Regions from separate parts of the Homo sapiens genome. Here region 2 is linked to region 1. A link is an interaction called in ENCODE POLR2A ChIA-PET data of the cell type or tissue named here. Cell type or tissue: HepG2. All regions are shown on one strand. Links, peaks and the distances in the headings refer to the core of each region. The heading gives the core; the rest is flanking DNA. Region 1 overlaps FOXO3 (forkhead box O3). Region 2 has its middle 6.9 kb from the start of SEC63.

Region 1 (2,803 bases), core at 65-2,564:
TGTGTGGGGTAAGCCTGAGAATCTGCGTGATGTTCCTACGTGATGTTGAAAGTTCCTATGTGATGCTGACGCTGCTGAGCTAGGGACCACTTGGAGAACCATTACCTTCAAACATCAGGATATGGTGGAATCTTCTGGTATATCAGATTAGGTTGCACAAAAGAACAGTAAGTTTATATCTCTCAGTTTTCAAGTCTTATGCAATGACTTAAAACAGCACCATCTCTTCTTAAAAATTCCTGAAAACTTCAAAATAACTTAACTAGGGTCCAGTAGAGACTAGAAAAATGAGTGGGAGTTGGAAACTAAAGACATCACATGCATTTATATTAAAGAAGAGGAGACCCCAGTTAAACACAGTTTGTTAAGTGATAATAATGCTCTTGCCCTTAGAAGCCAACCTTACTCTTTAATCCCAACTTTACAGCACTCCTTGTCATGTGGAGCTTCCTATGGAGGAGAGGGCTGAAATGCATCTAAAAGTCAGTACTAAAATAGCTGATAACTTCCACAGCCAAAATCTAATGTCTCTAAAATAGAGGCACTCAATCCTGGCTATACATTATCACCACGTGGGAAGCTTAAAAAACATAGATGCCCAGGCCCCATACCTAGAGATTCTGACCTAACTGCCTTAGGATGGTACCTAGGCACTGGTGGTTTTGAAAGCTCTCCAGGTGATTCTAAAATGCAGCCAGGGTTGAAAACCACTGATGTTGGAGTAAGGTGACCAGTGGATAGGAAAGAGAAGGGGAATAAGCCCTCTTTAGACAATGTGTAGTAGATATAAAAGGAAAAGACAAAAATGGAACAGCAGCCAGGAGTGCCCAGGACAAGTGAAACCGAGGTTACTATGTTAGATTCTGTAAAGCTGATCTAGAGATCAACTCAATGTTGGCTGTCTCAGGTTCAAAAATCAGAAATGGCTAGACGATCAAGGAAGTACCCTCGTGTGCCAAAGACTTGGTAACAGTCCAAAGAACATGCCAGGAAACCCTCTTAATAAGGTATACTATTTTTTTTTAGAAGAGTTACTAAGAACTTGGGGCAAAGAACTTTTAACTTTTCACAAATCATTTAAAGGTTCAACTTTGAAATCATATACCAAAAAAACAATAAAATTTCTCCCTCAGCAAAATTAACTGTTTTTTTAAACGGGGAAAGAAGAGGGAAGAGATTAAAGAAGTAACTCTCAGAGCACTCAATAGCTGCAATCATCCTCCCAGTAACCACACTGACAAATGGGTTTTCAAAGCTGTAAAATCATGTGATGCAAATGATAAAGTTATTTTCTTCTCTTCCTTCTTGGCCAGCACAGACACATGAGGTAACAAGCTGAAAAAAAAATTTTTGAAAGCTTTATGATCCTGTTTAAGGCAGAACAATGAACACAAAAGAAACTAGCTAGAACTACTCAGTCAATGGAAAGAGCAAGGACTCTCCAAGCAGGCAACAAAGATGTCAGGTGAAAATCATCTCTGCTCACATCAACAGGGCAAACACTGGGGGCCCAGAGATAAAAATCCAGATGTATTTCCACTGCATTATAAGCTAAACAGATTCATCCATTTAAATTTTTTTTTGGCTGATGAGAAAACTTAGATGTGGATAAAGCTGCATCTTAAAAATGAGAATTGTAATTTTTGATTGAAACATTAATCTGGTAAACAATTTATTTTAAAGCCAACTTAGAAGACACAGTTTTCACTAGCAGCACGTTACCTTTCCTAATTTAACACATGGCACCTTGCTTATTCAGCACAGGTTGCTGATAAATTAACTCAAAGCATTCACTGATTTTATGAGACTATTGGAATAAACTTCTCTTCCCAATAAGCCTCTTCCCAAGGAACACCTACTAAAAATTATGTCCACAGTCAAATGCTGAACTTGACCTTAACAAATGACATGAAGGGTAAGTATGATAAAACCTAAAATATGGCCCAAATCACCTAGTCTTTCAGTCTGAAATAAGGATCTTTCTTGTAAGGGGAGGAGACTAAATAGGACTGATTTAGATAATTCAGTTCAGCAGAGGACATGTGTCTATTCAAAAAGAAGGCTGTAAACTTATCTTTATTGGACAGGCTTGGAGAGAGAAGGGCTGATCAAGGCCACTAATTTCAAGAAACAGTATACTAGCTCACCTAGGAAATTATCTATCATGAGCTTAAGAGTCCATGTGTTCTAAAGCAAACATGCTCACACCAGCATCAGCTCGAAGATAACTTTAAAATAATCAGGCCTATGACATTTTCGTAAGTCAATTCCAGGCTTTTCAGGGTTACATAAATGATGCACCTCATCTAAGTGATCATTATTATTTTAAAGAAATTTGAAAGAATGTTTGAGTTCAGAGCTTCAGTTTTTACTTAAAATTATCTTGCTCAAAATGTTATTAGTCTGTGGGCCTCAGTCTGCATGACAGGTATATTCACACATGGCACATTAATACTGTTAATGGAACTATACTGAAAGTGAATAAAGATTTGTTCTCCTTTTCATCCTACCAACTGAAGTTTTTCTACTGCAAAAACAAAGACAACAAAAACCCGTATCCAATTCGGACTGAAATGCAAAAGTATGAAGGATGAGATAAACAAGTCCTTGGTTTGGAAATAAATGTTGGTGGGAAGCCCTAGAACAGCTATGTGTAAGATAAAAACTCTGGAAGACCCATCGCAACGCTTTTAAATTAGGTAGTTTTGTTTTGTTTTCAGTGATTTATCAACAGGAAATGTTCAAATGAAGAGATCTAAGGAAAGTGTTTTACTCTATGAAACCATCACAGTATCAGAAGAAA
Region 2 (2,803 bases), core at 304-2,803, 610 kb after region 1:
CAAGACCACCTCAATGAGAACAAACAGATGCTGTTTATTCAGAGCTTGCTATAGCAAGGGATTCTGCCACTGTTCCTTGTGTTTGGCAGAGACTCAGAGCCAGGCAGGGGAGTGGGGAAGCTTTGGAATGGAAAAAAGGGAAGGTTTCAGGTATGCTTAGATTGCAGGTTGTTGGCATGGGGAAATTGGAGGCAGGCTAACTAGAAGCAAGGCATCCTATGTGATTAGTTTATGTGTGTTTGGCTGGTTGATCCTGATTTGGAAGTGGGGCAAAAAATTGGGAAGCTGGTAGTCATTGACCACATCCTAATGTTCTAGGCCAGTTGTTGTGGAGGCTGTGGGTTGGCTCCCTGGACTGGTTGCCATAAAGGTTGTAGGCATATAGTTCTGCCCATTGTCTCACTAGCCATGAACGCAAGACAACAACTTAACCTGTAGGGCAAGTTTATTCATTTATTTAACACTATGGTCTTTTGCCAGCTTGTCCGGTGAATCAGAAATTAAAATGAGGGCTGAAACAAGTCAATCTGTAGTTCAAAGTTTCCCTCCCCCTATCTGATTTGTCAGTGTTGGCAGGGATGTGCTCACACATTAATGTTACCAATATGCTTTTGGTGGACTAGAAGTGCTCGTTGATGCTGAAACTTCTTGGCTAGTTATCAGACAGCTTTAGGGCAGATACTCTGATGAGTCTGTGCTAATCTTTTTTTTCTAGATGGACTCATGCTCTGTCACCCAGGCTGGAATGCAGTGGCGTGATCTCGGCTCACTGCAACCTCTGCCTCCCGGGTTCAAACAATTCTCCTGCCTCAGCCCTCCGAGTAGATGGCATTACAGGTGTGCGCCACCACGCCCGGCTAATTTTTGTATTTTTAATAGAGACAGGGTTTCACCATATTAGCCAGGCTGTTCTCGAACCCCTGACCTCGTGATCCACCCACTTCGGCCTCCCAAAGTGTTGGGATTACAGGCATGAGCCCCCGCACCCGGCCAAGTCTATGCTAATCTTGTGTTAGACTTCAGAGCTGAGAATGCTATCCTGACTCCAGCTACACATTCCTGTGGAGTTACCGGGCTATCTTTAAGTTGTTTACAGTTACTTTCACTTATAGTTGTTGCCATTTCCAGGAATGCTCCTTTCCCCATAAGGCAAACTGAACTAGCTTTGTAACATTGTTGCAGGACTTTTCCTTAAGCTAAAGACAGGGTACTTGTCCCACAGCCACAGAAGTTTAGGCTTGCAGGCCGTTTGAAGGGTGAGTAAAGCAGGGTTTTATTGGTTGAAAGGAAAAAAAGGGGGGAACAGGGATCCTCCACAAAGCCAGAGTCCCTGCTGGTGCGTTTCCCACCTCCCGTTAGAATCCCAGATTCCACACAGGAAGAGGAGGGGCCAGGCTTCTGTAGCTCCACCCCAGTGCACATTCCCAGCGCAGGCTGGTTGGAGTTTTGCCAGGTACCCCCTCCCACCTGGCTGTCTCAACATGAAAGTGTGATACATCTTGATTCACATTATGAATATATCCCATGGGGCCTGGCACCTGAAGTATGTAGGCTGTGGAGGAGAAACGTTGTTTGAAATGTACTGAGTCAGAAACTACTCTGAAAATTCTTCCACTTATCACATACTAAAATTATAAGCTAAGGGTTTGATTCTCTTGACTGAGCTTTAGTCAAATAGAAACGTATCAATATGTCAGAGGCATTCAAACCAAAGCGACTCCATCTTGAACAGGGGCTGAGTAAAATGAGGCTGAGACCTGCTGGGCTGCATTCCTAGGAGATGAGGCATTCTTAGTCATGGGATGCGATAGGTCGACAAGATACAGGTGATAAAGACCCCTATAATAAAACAGGAGCGGTAAAGAAGCCTGCCAAACCCAACAAAACCAAGATGGCAATGAAAGTGACCTACGGTTGTCCTCACTACTCATTATATGCTAATTATAATACATTAGCATGCTAAGACACTCCCACCTGTGCCATGACCATTTACAAATGAAATGGCAATGTCAGGACGTTACTCTATATGGTCTAAAAAGGGGAGGAACCTTCAGTTCTAGGAACTCCCCACCCCAATCCCAAAAAACTCTGAATAAGCCACACTTTGTTTAGCATATAATCAAGAAATAACCATAAGTATAGTCAGTCAAGCAGTCCATGCCACTGCTCATGCCACTGCTCTGACTATGAAGTGGCTTTTTTTTTTTTTTTTTTTTTTTTTTGAGACGGAGTCTCGTGCTTTGGTGCAGGCCAGACTGCGGTGGTGCTATCTCAGCTCACTGCAAGTTCTGCGTTCCAGGTTCACACCATTCTCCTGCCTCGGCCTCCTGAGTAGCTGTGACTATAGGTGCCCGCCACCACGCCCGGCTAATTTTTTTTGTATTTTTAGTAGAGAAGGGGTTTCACCGTGTTAGCCAGGATGGTCTCGATCTCCTGACCTCGTGATCCACCCGCCTCGGCCTCCCAAAGTGCTGGGATTACAGGCCTGAGCCATCGCACCGGGCCAGAGACTTCTAATTTTATAAGCTTTAAGACCCACAGTATTTGTTTTTCAACAAAATGATTGACACAAGATAATTGATATCTTCCCTGAAGCTTGTTTTAATCCTGAGAGTTTTCTTTCTTCTTACTCAAATATATACCTTTGAAATTTCCCAGAGTGAATTCTTCTATTTATTTATGACCAATCTCCCAAGTTATATTTTGATCTGGGTGGGAAATTTCAGTAAGTGCTATTTTATGGCATAACGTGTAGTGTCAATCATTATTTTTTCATTAAAGCACTTTACATATGTAGGCGTCT

Evidence for each region. Peaks named below come from ENCODE experiments on the same cell type or tissue, not always from the same donor. Only the 100,000 strongest peaks of a DNase experiment are listed, where the experiment ranks them.
Region 2: POLR2A ChIA-PET joins it to region 1 with 6 read pairs; 3 of 35 experiments call an interaction of 5 or more read pairs at or near these places.

Annotation. Positions count from the first base shown.
Region 1 is chr6:108,575,424-108,578,226 of GRCh38, reverse strand. The region is part of intron 1 of FOXO3 (forkhead box O3); the gene reads right to left. Among named protein-coding and RNA genes, the nearest start is that of FOXO3, 16 kb to the right of the region's middle. In HepG2, for the core only: no CTCF peak of the experiment used is centred there; no DNase peak of the experiment used is centred there.
Region 2 is chr6:107,963,701-107,966,503 of GRCh38, reverse strand. No RefSeq gene overlaps it. Among named protein-coding and RNA genes, the nearest start is that of SEC63, 6.9 kb to the right of the region's middle. In HepG2, for the core only: no CTCF peak of the experiment used is centred there; a DNase peak (open chromatin) is centred at 1,363; H3K4me3 peaks cover 536 bases.